3 separate regions of the Mus musculus genome follow, and all the other regions are linked to region 1. Evidence: chromatin loops called from intact Hi-C (ENCODE). Cell type or tissue: left cerebral cortex. All regions are shown on one strand.

Region 1 (8,000 bases):
CAACAGAACCCTGTGTCCTATGAGACCCGATGGGTCACTAGTAGCCACACAAAGGCACTTAGTAACAGGACCCAAGTGCTGAGCCTGTGGTCTGCTGACAGGATCCCAGAGATCGAGCCTCACAACACACACACACACACACACACACACACACACACACACACACACACGCACACCTGCCCCACCCCCATCCCCAGTTTGCTGCACAAAACATGCTTGACCCTTGGTGGCCCTTGGGTCTCCTACCAATGCCAAGCCAGAGTCTGTGTAGTAATCCACTAGCCTGTTTTCCTCAGTTAAGAGGGAGCAGCCCCACCCCCCATGCCTGGAGGGATTGCTAGGAGGTTCTGTAGGCTTCACTGAAGCAGCTCCCTAGACTGGAATGAGCCTGGAGAAGAACCCAGGTGGAGCGCCTGAGGCTGGTGGCCTGGTTTGGTTACCTGGAAGTAGCCACATTCTACCTGACCACCCCCACCTCTGAGCCTTTTCCCCTGAGGGTGTGGGTGAAAGGTGGGTTAAGCCATCTCCGGCTTGGGCTCGAGGAACTTCTTTAAAATTAAATATCAGGCTAGGCATGGTAGGGCATGCCTTTAAACTCAGTACTTGGGAGGCAGAGGCAGTTTGATTTCTGTAGCTTGGGCTTGGTCTTCACAGAGGGTTCCAGGCCAGCCAGAGCTATGTATAAGACCTTGTCCCCGCTCCCATTTTTCCCCTCAAATCATATAAAAAGACACATCTGTATGTGTTGAGTGATAGTGGATCCAAGAGTCCCCTAGAAGGTGCTGATTTCCTTAGGAGTCAATCTAGGAGTCAATCTCTGTCCAGCCATCTACAAGAGCAGCCAGTGCTTTTATCTGCTGAGCCATCTCTCCAGCCCTAAAGTTTTAAACATTTCTTAAGACAGGGCTCATTACGCAGCCCAGGCTGGCTTCAACCTCGTGAGTCCTGGTAGCCCAGGCATGATCTGTGTGCCAGGCTTTAGCTTTCTCCACAGGTTTAGCTTCTATTTTGCTACCTGGTCGGGGTTTTGGGCAACACCTCACAAACTCTTACAGACTCCAACCCTGAGCACAAAACCATTCTCCTTTCCCCCTAAACTGAGCCCAATTTGGCCCAATATTCATTTCACTCCCAATAAAGGGGCCCCAACCTAGGAGGTAAGTCTGGTTGTTCAAAGCTTATTGCCCCATTTGGGGGCAGTACGGTGTGACAGGGAATGCTGTAGGGGTCATTGGAATAATTTTTCTTTGTCTAAGGGTGTCTAGGTAGGCGTGAAGCTTTCTTGTTTTGGTATTTACTTTCTGAGACCAGGTCTTTTTTTTTTTTTTTTTTTTTCTGAGACAGGGTTTCTCTGTGTAGCTCTGGCTGTCCTGGAACTCACTCTGTAGACCAGACTGGCTTCAAACTCAGAAATCTGTCTGCCTCTGTCTCCCAAGTTCTGGGACTAAAGGTGTGTGCCACCACTGCCCGGCTTGAGACCAGGTCTTAAATCCACTATGTAGCCGAGGCTGGCTTTGAACTCCTCCTCCTACCTCTGCCTCTGAAGCGCTGAGATTACAAACATGGTTTACCACCTCTAGCATGTTGGAGATAGGGTAGCACTCTGTGGCCCAGGCTAGCCTTGAATTCTGCCTCTGCTTCCTCCGTACTAGGAACACTCAATCTGGGCACTCCGGGCCAGTCTGGTTCCTTTGTAGTATACAGAGGTGACCTCTCTTAGTCTTGAGATGGATACAAACATAGACAAGTCTAAATTGACCCTCCCCTCGACCCCTGGAAGTCTCAAGCTGGAGAAGAGCCATCTCTATCCAATTACCCTCCATGCTCTTATCCCTTCTTCTACCAGGATGAAAGGACCCTCAGTCTATTCATCTGTTGTCCAGTCCTAGCATTCCTAAGAATGCTGAAGTAGGCAAACTCATCTTATTTAAGATTCATTCCCTCTTTCTAACTACGGGCCTGTTTGGGGGGCTGTTGTTCCAGTTAGGCTCTCAAGCCTCAGTCTGGCCCAGAACTCACGAGCCGCCTCCCTCAGCCTTCCGAATGCTATGATTACAGGCTTCAACCTCCTCACTTCACTAGCAGATAGATTTGCATCCTGCAGCTAACAGGACTGCTCTGGTTGGAGCAGAAACCTAAATGGAGCACAGATCTGGATCCCCTTGTAGGCTGTGGCAACTTCAGCACTAATCAAATCTAAACGATGCACATTCTGCCTAGATTCATCCAGTTTCGTCACTTGGACTGTAGTAATGAAAGATATAGTCCACAAGATGTCTCGGCCTGTTTCCATCCTGATTACATATTCTCAATTTAAAAACGTACCCCTGCTGCATTGGATACGACAGACCACTAAACACCTATTGTGGGCTATGCCAATTTCTCTTGGTGTAAGAGGTAGTTGACATTTAGCTAGAAACTTAAAAAAGAAAAAAAGCTTTATTTTATTCTTGGATATGCATGGGGGCGGGGGGGGGGGGTGCAGATGCCCTCGGAGGCCAGAAGAGAATGTTGGGTCCTCTGGAGCTGGAGTTACAGGCAGTTGTAAGCTGCTGTGTGGGTGCTGAGAACTGAATTCCTGCAGGAGGAGCATATGGCCACAACTAGTGAGCCATCTCTCCAGCCTTAGCCAGGAACTTTTAAAACACCTGAGACAAAACTCAGACCGAAGCTTACCCTTCGTGACGCACACAGAGCTCAGCCATTCGATGAGAGACGATAGACGGTGGAGACAAAGACCGGGAGCATCAAGGAAATAAAGGTCCTTCAAAATGGTCAGCCCTTGTTCTGATTAAATTGTGCATTTTTAATATAGTTGGTATCAAGTGGAACTTAAAAAAAAAAAAGAAACATGTGGGAATTTAAAATAAAGTGAAACCTGCTATTTTTCAGGGTCAGCAGTATCACGGTGAGATTTGTCTCTTAAACAATGACACTTGCTATCTCTGGAGTTCTATGAATACTTTTGAAGTGTCATATTAAAACCAATCTCGTGGCCTTGAGGCAAGGGGAAGCAATTAGTCGTGGAGTTGTGAATAAATAAAAATCCATTTATACACCCGTCCTTGACATGTGCCTTGTGAATCTTAGAAACTTCATCTAGAGGGAAAAGAAATGTTAAATCATGAATACCAGTCCTAATCACATTGCCATGTGGCTTCCTAAAACAGTTGAGTTTATTCCAATCTTTTAAGTATGAATTTATATGTATGTATTCACCCGTATTGAACACAAAACAAAGACTCACCCACAGCCATGCAGGTGACAAGAAGAGAGGGGGTACTGAGGCCCGTCGGGCGGTGACAAGCAGTTTTCAGAGCGTCACTCCTCAAGTGAGCCTAGCATACTCTCCTGGCTCTCCCTGTTTCAAAGCCTAGGAAAGGTTTTCTCTCTGAAGCTGAGGGCATTCACATAGCAGCTTGCTCTACTGAGGTCACCATTCTTGCAAAGTGCTTTTCACCTCATTCTAAGGGTCAGCTTTTTCAACACTGGGGGGGTTTACTGTTTCTAAGTTCTACTACCTTGAGCTGTCCAAAGCCTGGGGAAGCCAGCAAAGAACTGAGCAGACCATCCAGCCGAACAGGACCTCCCTCACCTGCATGCTCACCAGAAGAGTAGCACTGTTTAAGCAAAGCTGGGAGCTAGTCCAGGGTGGTTTCAGAGCCTGGGAAGCAAACGTGGGCGACCATGGGCCCCCACAGCACAGATCCCTGACCTACTTCGCGGGCCCCTTTCTGTTCTAGGAGCAGCTTAAAATCCATAAATTAAGGAAATTAACTGATGGGGCCTGCGGCATCTTTGTAAGCTATTTAAATCTATAAATTTACAACATCTTCTGCATATATCAAGTAATTGAACTAACTGCGGGGATGTAACTTTAATGAGAAAATTTCCCCCTTCTCCAGTAGTTTGAGATAATAAATAAATAAATAAATAACTCCCTCAGGAGGAAAGTTTCTTATTCCCGCGTGAAGTTACAGACGCGCGGACGGATGCTCTCTCCGCACTAGAGGTCCCCTGAATAAGGGGAGACTGGGTCCTCTCCCCAAGCCCCCACCCCCATTATCTTTCTCCAGTGTTCCCGTCTGGCCTCGAGAGCACCCCCAGGAGTTTGGCCAGTAGAGGGCGCCCAGGCCCGGCCGGAGTCTGTAAAGGGGGGCCCGCGCCGCTGCTCCCGGCCGAAGCGCACCCGCCTTCCTAGCCGAAAGCCTGCCTTTGGCCCGGGAGTCCCGGGAACCAGGCGGGGGCGCAGTCTGGGCAAAGCGCACCGGCCGCGATCCGTTTCCTAGGAGCCGAGAAATGGTCGAGGAGGAGGGACGGGCGGGGCGCAAGGGAAGGAGGAGGAGGAGGAAGGGGCAGCGGGGGAGCAGCTAGGGGCATTCTGGGTGCAGGCCTCCGCGCCGCAGGGACCTTTGGCCGCCGCCGTCTCCATCGCGCCGCGCTCGTCCAGGAAATGGCGCGAGTGGCCGCAGGCGACGGGCCGGGTGCCCCGCGCTCCCCTCCCCCGCGGTGGCCACCGCGTGTCCGCAGACGTCACGGCCGGCGCTGCTCCCCGGGAGAGGGGCAGCCGGGGCCGAGACCCGGGGAGAGAGGGAGGGAGAGAGGGAGGTAAGCCGCCTGGCAGCCCAGTTTCTCTCCCCTCCCCACACCAAGTCCCGCCCTCAGCCCCGGGGCGCCGCGGCGGCGGCTGCTTCTCTCCTCTTTGTAACCGAGGAGTCGAGAAATGTGAGAAACGTGCCCTGTGTTACTTATTTGGGAGTCGAAAATTTATGCCCAGCTGAAAGCGCCCGGGGAAATATTACATCAGATGAAATGACAATGATTAAAATCAGCCTCTCCCCCGCCCCCTCCTCGAGCCCGGAGGAGGCCCGGGCGCCGCGTGGCCGGACGGCGGGGGGCTGGGGCGCAGAGGGCGCGGGGCTCGGGCGCAGCGCTCCCGGAAGGGTACTGGTCCAGCCCCCTGGCACCCAGGCACGGGGCTCCGGGACCCACGGGTGGGGATCGCGAGGTGGGAAGGAAGTGGTGGCGGTGGGGAACGGTGCATTTTTTTTTTGTCGCGGAGCGCGGCAGGCGCGGGCGCGCGGAGCTAATTGCGACTCTAATCCTCTGCCCCGAGGCGCAGCCGAGCCCCGAGCCAGGAGTCGCCCGCGCGCGCCCGCTCGCGCTCGCCGCGCCGGGGTAATTTGGAACCGGATCGCTGCCCTTTGCAATCCGGGCTGGGCCGCGGCGAGGCGCACAGGCTACCGGCTGGTTTTGGGGGGCTATTTTCTCCCCTCCAGCCATCGGGGGAGGCCGCTGGAGAGAGAGGGAGGAGAAGAGGTGGGAGCGGCGGGAGGGCAGCCGGAGAGCTGCGCGAAAAGGAGGCGGCGGCGGCCGCGGCGAAGAGGGAGGAGGCGAGGGGAGGGCGGGGAGGGGAGGCCCCGGCGCGGCGCGCCGCGAGGGGCCGCGCGGAGCGGGGGCCGGGGCGGGAGGGGTGGGTGGGGGGAGGGTTGGGGGCGAGAGAGAAAGTAACTCCAGGACGAGACCGGAGCGACCCGCGCGCATCGAGCGCTAGGCGACGGGGCTGCGCCGGGCGCCCGACACCGGCGGCTGCGGGGGGCGGGGGCTGCGCCGGTGCCCGATCCACTGCTCCGGCTCCGAGGTAAGCCCAGCACGGGCGGCCACCGCTCAGTGCCGCACACCCCTGGTTCCCAAAGTGGCTGCAATTCCGAGAAAGTCACTCGGCCCCGGGCCGGGACCTAGGCTGGGGGCGGGGGGGCGGCTGCTTTGTCCCTCTGCTGAGCGCAGGGGCTGGCGGCGTGGGGGCGCCCAGCACAAAGGCCTGGCGCGCACGGGGCGGGGGGGTGCCCACGTGGGCTGGTCCTAGCCGCGGGTGGACCCTCCCCACTCGGCCGGGCTCTGATCATCCTGCTGTGCGGAATATGCGTCCAGGTCCTCCGCACTCTGGTTCCAGTATGGGCTCGAGTGCCCTGCAGAGCTGATGACTTTCCTGAGTCTGAAACCGGCTCCATGCAGCTGGGCTTTCGGGGCTCACAGGACCGGGTTGGCGCCCAATTTATAGAAAAGAAAAAAGTCTCTAACGGGACAGATGTGCGTTCTCTGACGCCCACCCTACGAGTCTCATGCTAGACGCACTGGTGGTGGTTCCAAGCTCAGGAAGGATGTGGGGCGGGGAACGCGCCGCCCCAAGACCGGACCGCGGTCTCTAGATTTCCACTGCCCACACGCACCCCCTCATCTGGATGCGAACACCCTCATTCTCCCACTCTCGCGTCACAGTAGCACCTCTCTACCCTCCCTCGAGAAGCCCCCGACTGTAGAAAGATAAACCTTCAAGTTTTCACTCCGTGTCTCAAATGTGCATGAAGGAATTTAACTGCGCGAGTGAATAACAGCATTAGTTTCAATTAATTTTTTTTAAATCCCGGCAACAATAAACTTTGAGAACAAAAGCGCTTTTACGTCCTTAATTAGGCGAGCTTCCCATCTGTGGTCTTGAAGTGTCTGCCTCTTGATTTAACTTTGTCTCCGCCCCCCACCGCACTCCCACCCCTTCTTCGCTGGGCCCTTCGGGTACCTTGGCCACCCCGCCCGCGGGGCCGGAGGTTCGGCCCAGCGGATCCTGTAGCCCCGAAGTTCACACCGGCCGGCTGGCTTTGCGGCCCCGCTGGCGCGCACCAGGTGGCCCGCTGCGTCCCTCCCGTTCCACCCCTGGACAGTCCTGCAGGCCCCTGGCACTGCTGCCTCGGGCAAGCGCCCTGGGCGTAAGAGCTGAAGGGAACTGGAGAGGCGCCTTCTGTTTACCTTTTATGGTTAAGATAACAGCTTAGCAAAAGAAGCGACTTCACGAAGAAGCGATTTAGTGAAATCGTCTCAAGCTGCCGCAGCTCAGCCAGTTTAATCACCCCCAGAGAGCTGAACAACTGCGAGCACAATGGGACACAAAATCATTTTGTGTGTAAATGAGCGTGGCATTCTGCTCACTTCCCTCTGCTCGGGCGGGCGGGGCTCGGCTGCGGGTGGGCGCGGGACCGGGGTCTCCCACCACAGCTTGGAGAAGCGGGTCAATGCTGGGCCAGTTTGCAAACCCGCTGAGGTCCCTGCAACAGGCGGCTTGGCCAAGCCTCAGCCGCGTCTGGGTCCTGGTGTTTGGTGCAGGGAACTTGTGTCTCTTATCAATTGCACGTCTATGTTTGTGATCTCAGCAGTGTTCTGGGAAGAAGGGTCGTGGTCCACCACAGATGCGTTTGGCAGAGGGAGCAGTGGAGATTCGGGTCAAGGCTTAAGGCCTGGGGCTTCCAATGGTGAGTTTCTGGTTTGTGTTGTGAGAAACAGGCTGAGGGCAGGCTGGGGCAGCTTGGTAGATGGGCGCTTGATGCTACTTGTCACATCTGAGTTGGGTCCTGGTAGTGGAAAAATGTGGTGCTTTGGTAGAATTTGGGTGGGAATTCTATCTCTGTTGACCTTCAGTGGGTGTTCCTTTATGGCATCCTCTCCCCCACCCCCACCCCCCCTCCCAGGACTGGATAACCCATCCCTTGGGTCCGCTTTGGTTTTTCAAAAACTTCCTTGAGGTAAATGACCTGGGATGTCCAAAGCAGGGGACTGAACAGCCACCCAACTCTTCCAGGAGGATAGAACACCCTCCCTCACCCCCAAACAGTCTCAGGTCAGAGAACTTCCCAGGGCAGCGGAGAGGTGAAGCAAATCATAGGAGGGGAGACACTTACCTTCCATTGAATCGGTTCAGTCTATGTACCTCAGACCATGTTTTATCATTGCATGCTGAATGTTAAGACAGAGATCTAGAAGTTTAACAGAAAAAGCACCATGTGGGTACCCAGGATAGCATGTAGTTTTGACACATAAGGGTTAAATCTGTGTCAGAGAAGTCCAGGTTATGTTTGTAGACTTCCCTCCTCCCCTTTCCATGTCTCTCTGTGTGTGTATGTCTGTGTGTATGTGTGTGTCTGTGTGTATGTGTGTGTCAGTGTGTGTGT
Region 2 (8,000 bases), 61 kb after region 1:
TTGGACGCACCACAGCTCCAGGGTATTTTTTTAGGTGCGTCATCTTCCTAGCAACTCCTACACTACTTAGTGATCTTTCCTTCACTCAGGGGCGACATCGTTTCTTCTTAGATTTATGTCTGTATGTGTTTGTATGTGTCGTGTGGATTCACATGGGACACCAGAAGAGGGTGTCATGGGTCTGGAATTACAGCAGTGGTGAGCCACCTGAAGTGGGGCTGGCAACAGCAGTAAATATGTGTTCGTTAGTTGGGACCAGTCTCTACATAGCCCAGGCTGTCCGGGAACTCACTGTGTAGACCAGGGTGGCTTCGAACTCACAGGTATATTCCTGCCTCTACCTCCCAAGAGCTAGGACTAAAGGCTTGTGTATCACCACACCTAGTAGAGTAAACACTCTCACTGCTGAGCTGTCTCTCCAGCTTCCTACTTAGCACCTTTTGTTCCACAAATACTGATTTGGATTCCAAACACCACGCCCAAGCTCTGGATTAGGTATTTCATTGTTCCCACGGAGGCGAAAAGGCACACTTCTACAGATAAATAGAAGGGCTGGGGAGATAACCGTAGGTAAGAACACCCACTATGACGGGCGTGGTGGTACACTCCTATAATCCCAGCACTTGGGAAGCAGAGGCAGGAGGATTTCTGAGTTCGAGGCCAGCCTGGTCTACAAAGTGAGTTCCAGGACAGCCAGGGCTTCACAGAGAAACCCTGTTTCAACCCCCCCCCCCCCAAAAAAAAAAAGAAAAGAAAAAGAAAAAAAGAACACCCACTACGCCAGCACAGGCCTCAGGTTTGGATCCTCAGCCCCCACCTAAAAGCTCCACAGGGCAGAAAGTGCTCGGAACCCCAGTGCTGAGGAAAGACTCCTGGGGCTTGCTGGCAGGTCAGCCTAGCTCGTAAAGCAAACACATAAACAAACACATACACGCAAACACCACTCTGATTCCAAGTTCAGTGAGAAATCCGGTCTCAAGGTAGGGAGTTCTACAACAGGAGAGTCAAAGGCTTTTACTGTCTGCCGTGTGTCACACAGCATATATAGGATACACACACACACACACCACGTCTCATGTTCTTCCAACTGAGCTATCTGGGATCATGCAAATAAAATAAAAATAAATAAAATAAATGTAATATATAGGGCACCCTGCTTACTTCCCAGCAGAAGGTCATTCATGCCAGCTTCTATACTGTCTCTCCCTCCTTCCCCCGCCTCTCCTTTTTTATCAATATTCGAGTTACAAGAAAGTAATTGTAAAGCAATAGGTCCACAGTGTGCCTAGGATCAAGTCCAAGCACATGCCTATAATTCCAACTTCTTGAGAGGCTGAGACAGGAGGCTCTGGAGTACAAAGCTAGCCCCAGGTTACATACGGAGACCCAGCCTTGAAATAAGCAAAACAGGGCTAAGTGGAATTGCAGCTTAGTGGTAGACGTTTGCCTGGCGTCTGTAAGGCCCTGGGCTCAAACTTCAGGAAAAAGAGGAGGAAGAAGAAAGAACTGCCTTCGGTGTGTCCACTGTGTGCACAAACCCCACGCAGTCCCAGAATCCTCTCCCCCAGCCCCAGCCCCAGCCTCAGCCCCAGCCCCAGCCCCAGCCCCAGCCCCAGCCCCAGCCCCCATTTGCATGTGGACCTGGGCGCTCACTCACAGACCCAGTGTGCAGAGCACACAGGAACAACAGGCTCAACTTAGAAGTGATTTACTTCATTAGCTGGGATTACAAGTTTAACTCACAAACCAGAGGTCAACATTTCTCATTAACAAGGGGGCCGTGAATGGCTGCAGGCTGTGGTTCAAGAGGAGACCACTCTTATTACTAACTACACATTTCAATCTGTCTTTGATGTTCTCCTTCTCCCTCCTCTCTTTTATTTTTTGGCAGAGGAGCTGATTTTAATTGTGGCACTTCAACAAGGCTCCCTCTCCATCCCAGGGAGCAGCTTCTTGTCGGCTGCTGCTGAGAGAGAGAGAGAGAGCCAGGCTGCGAGATTGGGTGCAGTCCATTGCTCTGGGCACATTTTAATGGCTCCCCGTTCCTACAAGGCTTGGATTGTTTTCCACGTGATTCTGGTTAATTTAGCTGCGGGAAAGGGCATCGGTTTTCCTTGCGAGCTTCTGATCCGGCTGCCTCGGTGAGGTGAAATGCATTAAAACAGGGAAGGAGGTATCATTGTAAGTTTCCAGATGCGAGGACCAGACCTCGCACATCCTCCAAAACCCAGAATAGAGAAAGGAGTTCGACCTGGGTCATTAGGCTGTTAAAAAGCGCCCTTTTGATAAATCAGCTTTGGTTGTTGACAAAAATCCTCAAACTGTCTTCTCTGGCCTCCTTGCTTCAAAACCATTGCCAAGGGTTAAAAGAAGTAAGTCAAATGAAATAAAACCTTCTATCCTTGGAATCTCAAAAAACACCACAAAATCCAGCCCCAAAAAGAACACCAGGAAAATACCGTGGCTGCTTCAGTCTCCCTCCCTCTTGCTACCTTTCTTTCCTCCCCCGCGCCCCTTCTCTACCTCCTCCTCCTAATTTATTTTTTGAGATAAGGTCTCACTATGTAACCCTAGCTGTTATAGAATTCACTATGTAGACCAGGCTAGCCTAGAAGTCAGAGATTTGCCTGCTTCTGCCTCAGCACTGGGACCAAAGGTGTAAACTACCATAGCTGGCTTCTTTGTCCTTCTCAAAATAGAGTCTCCTTAAGTAGCCCAGGATGCCCTTGAACACGAGGCTTGTCTTCTCCATTCTCCTGCCTCTGGAGTGCTCGGATTATGGGAGTGAGCAACACCCTCCCTTCACCAAACAAATGCCCCACCCCACCCCAACTTGTGCTCTCTGTTTCTGAGGCTCAATCTTTGTAACAGGGCTTCAAATGGAGTCATCAGAGACGATGTTAGTATCTACTAATTTAAAAGCATAGAAACTATGAAAAACAACTAAATTGTTATTCTGGTCTAGTAAGGTCACATACAAACAAATCACTTAAGCTTGCAGTATTCCTTAGTAACTTCAGATGACGGAGATGGGTATCCACTGTCCAGTGGGGAAAGCTACCAGGTTGCCTCTGTGGGAGAGAGGAGAGTCAGCTTCTAGAACCTGGACTAGTCCACTTTGCTGCACTGGCTTCCTGACATGGTCCAGGACGGGCAGTTGCTAGTAGGCCACAGAGCTAGGGTGGGTGACTGCAGAAGCTGGCTCTCCTGGTTTCTGGTTCCCATACTGAGACGCGGGGCTTCCCACCCACTGTAGAAAGGGAGCTGCTACTGTTTTCTTTGTGAAAGCTCAGGGAAAGGTCCCAGTTTGTCAAAACAACAACAAGATTTATTAGTACTAGACGGGTACAGGGCTGGAGAGGTGGCTCAGAGGTTAAGAGCGAGAACAGCTCTTGCAGAGAACCTGCATTCAGTTTGCTGCACCCACGCACGAGAGGCTACTCACAGCTGTCTATAACTCCAGCCCCAGGAGATCCAAATCCCCGGGCTGGGTTCTGCAGCACCTTAGTTAGCTATTTGTCCTGGATTTGAGACCTGCCTGAGCCATTAAAATAAAAAAATAAAATAAAATAAAAAACCTTCAAGAGTGGGGATGAGCCATTCTGACCCAGTAACGGTCTGTGGCTCAGAACCAGGAATGCACAGGAGCTGTTGTTATCAGAGGGACTGCAGCCATCCATGCTGGAGGTCACATGGCACTGCCCCATACCATTCCCCAGCCAGGCCAGGAAGTCATCTTATTGGAATTACTGGGGTATCTCAGTCACATACTGGGGGAGGGGCATCTCCTCTGGCAACCTTCAAGTTGCCTCAGGGGGCTACATCAACACTGAGACATCCTAGAAAGGTTATTATCGCTGCCTAATTTCAAACAGGCTCCACAATGGATGCCTGTCTTTGTGTGGGATTAATTTTCAAACCCCAGGATTTGATGTCGGTGGGAAAGCGGCAGCGTGGGACTCCCTCTGCAGCCTTCTCCCCCTTCCGGCCAGCGCCAGGGGCTCCATGGGAGATGAAAACCCTGACAAGCCCTTCAGTCAAGCTGAAAGCAGGCAGCGGTCCAGTAACACCCACAACCCCCCGGGGCATCCCGTGACCCTTCCGAAAAGTCACGTTCACTTTGCTCTTGAGAAAGGAAAAATATCGCCGGGGGCATTTTATTTTAAACCATGTGAAATAAGGAAACGTGAAGATGCGAGAATGAAGTGGAAAGAAAAAAAAAAAAAAGTTCGAATTCATTTCCGTTCTTGCAACGGCTTAGAAACCAAACTGGTTCATTTTGAAGGCGTGTAAAAAAGAGAATCTGATCCATTCACCAGCAGGCAGAGACTACGAAATGCTTAAGGTAAAATATGTAAATATGGGAAATTATCTCTTGAAAACCATCTCCTTTTGTGCTTGGACGATTTTTTTTTTGAAGCATCTTTATTTCTATTCTGCATTAATATACCGTTGAACAGAAAAGTTGCTATTTTGGGCAAAAATAACAGAAACCAAGGTCCTGGGAAATTGAGGCTTTCCAAATGAAGTCCATGGGTAGGAAGGATGTCTATCATTTTGTGCATCTGGGTGGCATTTTTAGTAATAATTTAAAGAATATTGTTAAGACGATAAATTACAGAATCCATGTTGAGAAAGCAGTCTTTGTATGAAAACTTGACCCAAGACTTTCAGTCTCTGCTGTGATTTCTTTTGGAAATGGGAGCCTCTCTCTCTCCTCCATTAGTCCCACCCTCCACCCCTTCTTATCTTCACTGGTAGAACTTGGACTCTCGGGAGTGTGTTTACGCATACCTCACAACTGGCTACAGGTAACATCATTTTTCTATCTGTTTTCAGCTTTATTATTATTTTTTAAAATGAAGGTGGGCCTGAGGAGGCGACTCAGTCAATAAAGCGTTTGTCACACAAACCTAAGGACCTGGATTTAAGCTCCATACAAAAAACAATGGGCACCGCAGCTTGTGCTTGTAATATGGTTGATGGGGAGCTGAGACAGGCAGAACCCTGGAGCTCCCTGGCCAATCGCTTAGTTTAACAGTGAGGAGACCCCGTCATATATATATAAAGTAAGTTCAAATCTCACATCACCCCAACCTGACAATCAAAGTGTAAGAAAACCAAAGCACACAGATACACATGCAGTATTGTGGTGAATATGCTTAGCCCATGGGAAGTGATACTCTTAGGAGGTGTGGCCTTGCTAGAGTAGGTGTGGAAGAAGTGCATCATTGTGTGTGTGTGTGGGGGGGGGGGGGCGGGGGGCTTGGAGAGACTCTCCTCCTGGCTGCCTGTGGAAGACAAGCTTCTGTTTGCCTTTGGAACAAGATGTAGAACTCTCAGCTCCTTCTCCAGTTCCATGCCTGCCTGGTCGCTGCTATGCTTCCCGCCATGATGATACCGAACTGAATCTCTGAACCTGTAAGCCAGCCCCAGTTACATGACGTCCTTTATAAGAGTTGCCTTGGTCTTGGTGTCTCTTCACAGCAATGGAGACCTTAACTTAGACAACTGTCCTCACTGGTTTTGTTTGTTTGTTTGTTTGTTTGATTTTTAACTTGATGAAAGAGAACATTTGGGAAGAGTAACTTCAACTGAGAAAATACCTCCTTCAAATTGCCTGTAGGTAAGTCTGAGCACTCTCTTGATTAATGATTGGCGTGGGAGGGTCCAGCTCACTGGGTTGGTGACACCCCTGGGTAAGTAGTCTTGGATGGTGTAAGAAATTAAGCTGAGCTGGTTAGGGAGGCAAGTTGGTAAGCAGTGTTTCTCAATGGCCTTTGGTTCAGTTCCTTCCTGGTCCAGGTTCCTGCCTTGAGTTCTTGCCCTGACTTCCCTCAGTGATGGATTATAAAATACATGCTGAAATAAAACCTTTCTTTCTCAAGTTACTTTTGGTTATGGTGTATGCCACAGCAGCAGAAAGCAAATTAACACGCATGTACATGTGCACACACATGCATACGCATGCATACACATGTACACACACACAGTGGTGTGCAGAAGGGTTTCTTTGTTACTTGCTATGCTGGTGGAAAGCAGGCTTGTGGGGCCTCCTTGCTTCTCCTAGGCTGGACCAGATGTGCATCTGACCAAGGCCAGGCAGGAGAATGTTAGGAGCCAAGGATGAAGTATTGGTGATGTTCTTGTTCGTCTTAGGTCTGGGGTGTGTAAGTTTATATTTGTTAAGTGGTACATTAAAGATGGTTTAGCTGATTGCTGGTTTGAGGACACTTCCTTAAATGCTGTCCCCAGCAGGTGCTTCTCTCGCTTCTCCATGGGCCTGGCCTTGCTGTCGAGATGTGAGATGCATGTTGTGTGCTAGGGCTAGGGTCCAGCCTGCACCAGCCAGCAGAATCATGGGGGAGAGAGGAGGGAGGAATCATGGGGGAATCCACTGCCCACTCCATCAGAGAAGGAGCAGACTCTTTACCGTCCTTCTCAGGTCACAGTCATTGCTCCTTCCTCTAATTTCATCCTTTCATGTGTGAATTTCTGAAATCATTAACAGTAAATTTTCAGCTTTAGGAAACCCAGAGGAGAGCTGGGCGTGGTGGCACATGCCTGTGACCTCATTGCTCAGAGAGGCCAAGGCACAAGAATGGTGGGTGAGAGGCCATGGTGGGCAATGTTGCCAGGTTGGAAAAACAAACAAACAAACAAACAAACAAACAAACAAATCAGCCGCTGAATTAGACGAAAATTTTCTCGCTCATCAAACAAAAGGGAAATTATTCCGTTTAATCACAGTCAGAATCACATTTGTATTACACAATAGTTTGCTGTTCTGTTAAGATCTTGAGCGAGCTGGAGGAGCAGGGCATGGTGGCACATGCCTGCAAGCTCAGCACTTGGGAGGTCAGGAGTTCAAGGTCTTCATCTTGGTTAAGTAGCGAGCGTGAAACCGAAAGGGGGTACAGGAAGACGTGTATTACCATTATCGCCATGGCTTCGAAGGCCCCACGCACGCACGCACGCACGCACGGAGCTGAGGGCTCTCAGGTGCTCTATCCTGCACAACTCCCAGCAGCCCTGAGGCTGCAAAAGTTACACAAGTCAGCCACAGGGAGAGGGTGGGACGTGATGTTAGCTTTCGCCCCCCAACACAAGGAACCTTGGAGTAATTTGCTTTCCCCATTTCTCTGGGTGGGGATGCTGGGTCCTGAGACTTCGATCCGGATCCTCAGAGTGAACTGCAGTTGGTGGTTCCTGACATGGTAGGTTGTCTGTTAGTGTGAGGGAGCAGACTGGCTCCCCTGGAGGCTTTCAGCAAATGCCTGCCCAAATCATGGGGTGGCTTCTTCTGGACTACGGCCTCTGAGGGCTCAGCAGCAGGGGCACTGAATGACTGATTGATTGACTGGCTTTTATTTTCAAGTGGGTGAGTGTGTGTGTGAGCAAGTATGTGCATGTGCGGTGTGTATTTGTATGTATGAGTATGTGTATATGTAAGAGTGTGTGCATGTGTGAGTTTGTGTGTGAGTATGTATGAGAATGTGCGAATGTGTTTGAGTATGTATGTGGTGGAATGCAAATGTGTGTGAGTGTGGTTGTGTGTGTGAATGTGTGTGGATGTGTTTAGCGTGTGTGAGTGTATGTGTGCACATGTGCATGTGTTTAGCGTGTGTGAGTGTATGTGTGCACGTGTGCATGTGGTACGTGTGAGTGTGTCTGAGTATGTGTATTCCAGTGCATGTGCATGCCTGAGGAAGCCAGAAGAGGGCACCAGATCTCAGATCTTCTGGAGCTGGCCTTACAGATGGCTGTAAGACCCCTGACTCGGGGGCTGCAACCTAATCTCTGGATCCTTTGGGAGTCCAGAGAGTGATGGCTTCTACTTCCGGCATCATCTCTCCAGCCTCCGAAGTATTTCTTTCAAAAATACTTAAACTATGTGCCAAGCCCACGTGTTTATCGCCCTTCAAACTTTCCCCGAGCCCCTCCGTGCTGCTTCAGGGTTTGACTGCGTGGGTGGTAAGACCAGTTCTTATGCAATCCCC
Region 3 (8,000 bases), 400 kb after region 1:
CAAAGAGAGTTCTAGGCCAGCCAAGGACACATAGTGAGATCCTGCCTCCAAAAACTTTTTTTTTTCCAAATGGCATGATCTGGGTGCTCTCAGAGTGCCTCTCTTGAGGGTGGTTGCATAAATAACCCCTATAAGTTTTGTAGCCTTGCCAGTGTCAAGAGTCTTGAGATGTGAACTGTCCTCTCTCTTGTCAATCTGTAGCATACCATGTTACAGCTCATCAAGGAAGCAGGCTGCTACAATGGAATCACACCTAGGGATGATCTTCCTGTGACTGAAGTCCTGAATCAGGTGTGCCCGTCCATGTGGCGGGGTGCCTGTAAGACTGCTGTGCAGCTGCTGTTCGGCCAGGCAGGGCTGGTGAGTATATGTGAGAGCATGAGAGCACAATGCAAAACACTGCACAGACTGAGGCAAAAGGAAGAGTTGGAGGCTAGCCTGAGATACATAGGAAGACCCTGCTCTCTCTTCAGAACTGAAAGTTTTGTTGTTTGTTTGTTTTAATACCTTTGTAACCTGTATTTGCTGGGAATCTATTTACAAAATGGTGATGTTGTACGCTTTCCTCATCTTAGAGTAACAAACACATTAGTACTGCCTGTGTGGGCCTTGACTGGCCTGACTGATCTGCAGCAACACTGGAGTTTCCTGTTGCTCAAGTGAGCTGGGCTGGTGGCCTCCTATCTCAGTCCTCTGTACTCTGCCTGTTCTCTGACCTCTCTAAATGTGGCTTGTTCTTCTCACCTTTACAGGTCAGCCCCTGTAAAGGTGAGCTAGGGCCCCAACCCAATCATTTCCTATCCTAGCTCTCTGCCCATTACCTTTTGTACAAGAAAGTGGCAGTATCTGCTTCAGGTAAAAATCTATCTTTTACCTGTCAGAGAAAAGGGAAGGAAAATAAAAACTAAAGAAACTTCAGGTGAAGTCAGACCAGGTCCAGAGCTCAGCATCTGTGATCACTGTTAGCTTTTATTGTCTGCCATGTCGACCCAAGTAGCTTGTATGTACTAGATTCTGCCTCATATTCATGGTTTGAGAGTGAGACCCTGTCTAAAAAATAAATAAATAAAAAACTTTTTTATAGGTACTCTTTGTAGTCTGATTTCTGCTTTATTCATGAAAAAAAAACAGATTAAAATTGTCTTTGTCCCTGTTTCATGCAGATTACTTCAGAGACAGTGTACAGACCTGGGCTCCATTTCCTTGAAGATTCATATAGAAAGAAAAGCAAGAAACAAGGGTCACTCTGCTAACCTATAATAGAGAGACTGAGCCAGTTTCCTGGAGACCAGGACTGTGTCAGCTGAAGCTGGCACTATGGCAATGTGTGCTCCAGAACACAGAGTACAGCAGGAGAAGGCAGTTTTGAGAAATCAGTTTAAGCTAAGGGGTGGGGGGAGTGTAATTATACGCAGAATCCAGGAACTTTTTACTTCCCTACCATTGATGGTAGGGCCTTTGTTGTAGCTGACAAAGGCGTTTAGGACCATAGCCATAGGAGGAGGAGAGAGGAAACACCTGTCAGGTCCAACAAAGGCTGTTCCTTGGACAGGAAATGTTTCTCAAAGGTCCAGCCATAAGAACCCTGTTTATTTATAACCGTGGAAATGAACACACTGGAAGCTGTGTTTGGAATCATGAAAAGTACCTATGCGTAGCTTAACTCCTTCCAAAATGGAGATGTGTTTTTCTACTAGTGAGCCATATCCCCAGCCCTTGAATTTGTAGTCTTTCTGCCTCACCCTTGTAAGGAGCTTAGAAAACAGGTCTGCATCACTGGGCCCAGCTTGGTTCAGTTTCTGACATCTTTTTTTTCTTTCACGTATATAACGTTTAAAAAAACAAAAACACTAAAATAGCTGTGTAGTGGTGCATACCTTTAATCTCAGCATTCAGGAGGTAGAGGCAGAGGCAGAGGCAGGTGGATCCCCGAATTTGAGGCCAGCCTGGTTTATTGAGCAAGGTCTAGGACAGCCATAGCTATACAGAGAAACACTGTCTTGAAAAGATCAAAACAAGAACAAACTCCTAAAATAAAAGATGCATCAACTCTCTTCCCTTTCTCTTTCTCTTATCCTTCACTTTCTTTTTCTCTTTTTTCCAGTCCTTTCCCATTTAAAGTTTTATCTTAGGACTTTATTTTTAAGTTAAATTTTGTGTGTGTGTATTATCTTTGGAGGCCAAATGAGAGCATTGGATCTCCTGGAACTAGAGTTGCAGGTGGCAGTGAGCAAGCAGCCTGATATGTGTGTTGGGACTCAAGTCCTCTGAAAGAACAGGAAGTACTCTCAACATATGAGCCAGCTCTCCAGACTTATTTATTTCTTCATTTTGAGACAGGGTCACATATTGCACAGGCTGACTGCAAACTCATCCATCTGCCATGGCCTCACAGGTGTTGGGATGACAGAAATATACAACCACATTTATCTTGAATAATTTGTAATTAGAACAACTACAGTGTAGAAAATGCCTACAAAATCGAGTAGACCCCACAATTAGAGTTTGGTTTCTGTGTGTTTGCGCATCATTGCTTGCTGTTATCTCTGGGGGTCTCACTGGTCTCACTGCAGTGCAGATGTGCTGCAGACAGTTCTGCCGGTTACTGAGTGACTAATACGCTTATGTATTTGAATGTTTGATACTGAAATCTCTCTGAACTGCGGTTGTCTTTGTTTCTTTTCTAGGTGGTTGTTGACACAGCACAGATTGAAAATAAAGAAGCCTATGCACCCCAGATCAGTCTTGAAGGTTCCAGAATTGTGGTTCAAGTCCCATCCACATGGTAACATGACTCTTTTTAATAGAAGCCTAAACTCTGAAGGCTGTGTATCTTTCACATCTTTGCAACCTGACATAGTAGTGCTTGCTACCTGTGCACTTCTCAGGTAGCAGGGCGGTGTTGGAGTCTGTTTGGCTTGGCTATGATGGTGAATCTAAGACCTCTGAGAAAGAGCTCCTTTGACCACAGGCAACTGGCATATAAGTAATAGACCATAATGAGCAGTGTTATCTTCTTACTGAAGCCACAGGGTTTAGTGTCTTTTGCTCTCACTGAGTCACCCTTTATTTTTCTAAAGCTGAGGAGAGACTAGAATTTTCTCTCAAGTCTATCTTTTCAGTTACAACCCTGATAAGCTTGAGCTTATATCATTATATATTCATTCTCATTGTAAATCTGGGGACAAACAAAACTGTTTTTTGTTATATTTGTAACACTTCAAAAGATAAAGGGTTATTCATAGTTTGTTTTCTAAGACAAAAGCTCCTATAAACAAGGAAGCAGGCCAGGGATATGACCTCATACATGAGGAAAGAAGACACTGCACAAGGAGATGAGAAAAGGTGTAACCTCACAGTGATCACAGCAAGTAAAGGGAAAGATCAAAAGATTCATTTTGCCCTAAAATAATTAGTTTCACTTAGATAGCAGTAAGGGATATTGGCAAGTACTGGTTTGAGCTATATTACAGAAAAACAGGCCAAGAGACTTTTGGATTGAGAAGCAACCACACAAGGTTTTTGGAGAAAAGTGTATACAGAAAATGAAGCTGAAGCTGAATTGTTTTTTTAATATATTTATGTGGAGGGCAGTGGACACCTTGCAGGAAGAGTCCATTCTCTCCCTCTGTCTTTGTAGATTCTGGGGACTGGATTCAGGTCATTAGATTTGCTGGCAAATGCCTTTACTGGCTGAGTCATCTTTTTAACCCTCTAATAACTCTCAGTGTCTGTCTGTCTGTCTATCTTGAGATGGTGTCTCACGTATTCCAGGCTTGTTTAAACTTGCTTTGTAGTGAAGGGCAACCTTGTAGCTAAGGATAGCCTTGAACTTCTGATCCTCCTGCTTCCACCTCCTAAGTGTTGGGATTATAGGTATGCATTGCCAAGCTCAGTTTTACAGGATGCTGGGGACCAAACCCAGGCATTCTGGGCCAGCACTCTGCAATTTGAATTCCTAATTTAATTCTCATTCAAAAGTTTTTATTATTGTTGTTGAGACAGAGTCTTACATAAACATAGGGTGGCCTAAAAGCCCACTGTGTATCTAAACATGACCTTGAACTCCTGATTCTTTTGCCTCCACCTCTTGAACTGGGATTACCTATGTATGTTATCATACCTAGCTCATTGGAAAACATTGACCTTATATGGATTCTCATTTTGAGAAAAACAGACATAACTTATATAGAATTGGGTGATCATAAACAGCTTCTACAAAGCTAGTTTATTTTCTACCTTGGGTCAGAGGTGATTGGCAGCTCCAAGTCTTTAAAGCCTGGTTTCTCAAACTTTGAAGGTAGCAGACCCCTGAGAGCCAGCTGAAGATGGAGATTTCTGACACTCAGGGGATGCTGGCAATCTGCATGCTTAATAAGCACCTCAGGTAATCCTGGTGCAGGTGGCCAGAGGCCACACTTGGGAAAACACAGTCTGCATGTGGGAAAGGCATGAGGCCTGCAGGCTGAGAACAAAACTGACAGAACACTCACTGCCTGTGTGGTTCATTTCCTTTGTAATTTACTGTACCTTCTGAAATGGCATCTGTTACTGCTTGCAAAGGCTCCCTCTGCTGTCTGCTTTTTGTAATGATAAAAATTGGTTTTTGCTTTGAGGTTTTCTTTTGTTTTGTTTTTTCTCTTGGAAAGCCAAGATCAAGTGTCTGACATGAAATGCTAGAGACCAGAAGTATTTCCGATTCCAGCCGTTTTGGTTTTGTTTTGAAAGTATTTGCCCATGGGTATGATGAGGTATTGTGAGAATGAAGTGTAAATACATGATCACCTGTGTTTCAGACTGCTGTGCCCTAGGCCAGTGCTGGTTTTGCATAGTATTACATAGTATTTGTGGTGCTCTGAATTTTCACTGTGACCTTGCACTTGAGATCATCTGTGGAATTCTTCTCTTGTGTTGTCACTGTAGCATCAGAAAGTTTGTATTTTGAACATTTCCTGTTTTTGGGTTAGAGATGTTGGGCCTGTACAAGTATGTGCTCATTGGGAATGCTGAAGTGGGAGTGTTACTTCATTTTTAGGAAAATAATTGTCAGCAAACTAATCAAGAGTTTATTCAGCCAACCATGGGTGTACATGTCTGTCTTGCTGTCCCTTAGGAGGCTGACAGAGGATCCTTAAGCTTACACCATTATGGGTTACAGAAACAAGACACCCTTCCCCCTGTGTCTGTCTCTCACAAACATGCACATATTTTTTAAAAGACTTATTTATTTATGGTGGGAAAAAAAGTGTATATTTAGAATTAGCCATCTGGACTCAGTTTAGATGACCCCAATCTTGTTGGCAACATCTAGAGCATCATAATCAAGAGCTAAGCGAACATACGCCTTCTTCTCTCTGTCAGGCCTTGTCAGGGTATGGACTTTGGCCACATCAATGTCATAGAGTTTCTTCACGGCCTCTTTGATCTGGTGCTTGATGGCCTTGACATCCACAATGAACACAAGCATGTTGTAGTCCTTTATTTTCTTCATGGCTGACTCGGTGGTCAGTGGGAATTTGATGATAGCACAGTGGTCAAGCTTGTTTCTTCTGGGTGCACTATTTCGAGGATATTTTGGCTGCCTTTGGAGCCACAGGGTCTTGGGTCCGCTGAAAGGTGGGTGACTTTCTGATCTTTTTTTGTGGCTATGGTCGCCTTTTAGCACCACCTTCTTAGCTCTCAAGGCTTTGGCTTTGGGAGGGGCAGGAGCTTCCTTCTTCGCTTTCGGTACCATCTTGGTGAAAAGGGTGGCTTTTATTGCATACACTCTGTGCTGTACAGATGGCTGTGAGCCATCATGTGGTTGTTGGAAATTGAACTCAGGACCTCCGCTCTCTCTGGCCCAAAGATTTTATTTTTTATTATTATATGTAAGTACTGTAGCTGTCTTTAGACACACCAGAAGAGGGCGTTGTATCTCACTACAGATGGTTATGAGCCACCTTATGGTTGCTGGGATTCGAACTCAGGACCTTCGGAAGAGCAGTCAGTGCTCTTACCTGCTGAGCCATCTCACCAGACCAACACATACATGTGTTATTACATTATCCACACATGCCAATATATGACATAACAGCAGGAGGATGACTTTTGGATGATGAGTGGGGAGTTACAGAAGCAAATACAGTGAGCAAAGCACAGTGGCAGGGGTGTATGGCATGTCATAGCGCAGCATGGGCCAGCAAACAAGATCAATGTGTAAAGCACCTAATGAGTGAGGGGGAAGATCTACTTTATCGCCTGTACCCATGTGAGAGTGGCCAAGGACCAACTCCACATAAGTGTGTAGCACAGAGAACACACCTTTTTTTTTTTTTTTTTTTTTTAATGGAACATGGCTGTAGGGGTGGAAAGGTGGCTCAGTGGTTAAGAGCACTAGCTGCTCTTCCAGAGGACCTAGGTTCAATTCCCAGCACCCACAAGGCAGCTCATGGCTGTCTTTAGCTCCAGGATACCATACCCTCACATAGACATATGTGCAGGCAAAACACCAATGCACATAAAACAAAAAAAGAAAGAAGAAGGAACCCTGGCTGGCAAGATGGCTCAACTATTAAGAAGACTTACTGTAGAGGACCTGAGTTTAATTCCCACACTGAGTAGTTCATAGCCATCTGTAATTCTATTCCAGGGAATCTAATGCTTCTGGTCTCCTTAGACACTGATAGTCACCTGTACAGACTCACACACATTCATAATTAAAAAAAATAAAGCCAGGCGTAGTGGTGTAGCCTTTAATCTTAGCACTCAGAAGAAGAAGAGATAAGAGACCTTGTGAGTTTGAGGTCAGCCAGGACTATGTAATGCGATCTTATCTCAAATAATAAGAATAAATAATAAGTCTTAAGAATTATTTTGTATGAAAGTTGGTTTTAGGGGGCTGGTGAGATGGCTCAGTGGGTAAGAGCACCCGACTGCTCTTCTGAAGGTCCAGAGTTCAAATCCCAGCAACCACATGGTGGTTCATAACCATCCGTAACAAGATCTGACTCCCTCTTCTGGTGTGTCTGAAGACAGCTACAGTGTACTTACATATAATAATAAATAAATCTTTAAAAAAAAAACTTTTCATGATTCTTAAAAAAAAAAAAAAGAAAGTTGGTTTTAAAAAGTTAATCCTGGGGCTGGAGAGATGGCTCAGCGGTTAAGAGCACTGACTGCTCTTCTGAAGGTCCTGAGTTCAATTCCTGGCAACCACATGATGGCTCACAACCATCCATAATGAGATCTGGCACCCTCTTCTGGAGTGTCTGAAGACAGCTACAGTGTACTTACATATAATAAATAAATAAATCTTTAAAAAAAAAAAAAGAAAAAAAAGTTAATCCCAGTACTCAGGAATTAAGGGCAGGAGGACCAGTTGTGTAGCAAGTTTAAGGCCAACCTGGACTACATGAGCTTCTAACAGAACAAACAAAACCCTGTGAGATGACTAAACAGACGCTTGACCCCAAGCCTGATAAGTTGAGCGTAATTCTTGGGACCCATATGGTGGAAGGAGGAAACCAGCTCCTACACATTCTCCTCACATGGCCCTTTGCACTCGTGTCCATCTCCACACACACACACAGAATGCACACATGCACACACACAGTAAATGTTCAAACAAACAATCTTATATAAAGGCCTCTAAGCCTGACAGCCTCAGCTCAATTCCTGGAGCCCATTGGTAGAAGGAAAGAGCCGGCTCCTGATAGTAGCCTTCTAACCTCTGTTTGGGTCCATCCATTTATACTCATATACACACAATAAGTGACGTAAATGTATAAAGCCAGGGATGGTGGAGCACAGCTTTAATCCCAGCACTTGGGAGGCACAAGTAGGCAAATCTCTTGAGTTTGGAGTCACCCTTGTGTAGAGTTAGTTCCAGGACAACCATGGCTACACAGAGAAACCCTGTCTTGTAGGGTCTCACTGAAGCTGCAGGATATCCATTCAGCTAGAGTGACCTACTATCTAATGAGCTTCAGGGACCGAGCTGCCTTCATCCCCAGCCACCC

What was found. Peaks named below come from ENCODE experiments on the same cell type or tissue, not always from the same donor. Only the 100,000 strongest peaks of a DNase experiment are listed, where the experiment ranks them.
Region 2: a loop joins it to region 1, with 2.0 times the contacts of the local background. A loop is called at or near these places in 2 of 42 quality-filtered maps.
Region 3: a loop joins it to region 1, with 6 times the contacts of the local background. A loop is called at or near these places in 10 of 42 quality-filtered maps.

Annotation. Positions count from the first base shown.
Region 1 is chr7:34,651,888-34,659,887 of GRCm38, reverse strand. Kctd15 (potassium channel tetramerisation domain containing 15) reads left to right here and starts at 5,490. Exons shown (of 7, transcript NM_001360820.1): 1 at 5,490-5,641; 2 at 7,206-7,304. In left cerebral cortex, CTCF peaks have their summits at 3,921 and 4,127 (motif pointing right); DNase peaks (open chromatin) are centred at 4,677, 5,151, 6,032, 6,793 and 4 more places; H3K4me3 peaks cover 3,234 bases; H3K27ac peaks cover 1,237 bases.
Region 2 is chr7:34,590,665-34,598,664 of GRCm38, reverse strand. No RefSeq gene overlaps it. Among named protein-coding and RNA genes, the nearest start is that of Gm35378, 35 kb to the left of the region's middle. In left cerebral cortex, a CTCF peak has its summit at 3,999 (motif pointing left); DNase peaks (open chromatin) are centred at 1,963, 3,248 and 4,083; H3K4me3 peaks cover 739 bases.
Region 3 is chr7:34,248,772-34,256,771 of GRCm38, reverse strand. Garre1 (granule associated Rac and RHOG effector 1) reads left to right here. Exons shown (of 14, transcript NM_172741.3): 7 at 202-360; 8 at 2,688-2,785. Among named protein-coding and RNA genes, the nearest start is that of Gm12758, 18 kb to the right of the region's middle. In left cerebral cortex, CTCF peaks have their summits at 4,567 (motif pointing left) and 7,246 (motif pointing left); a DNase peak (open chromatin) is centred at 4,518; H3K27ac peaks cover 3,450 bases.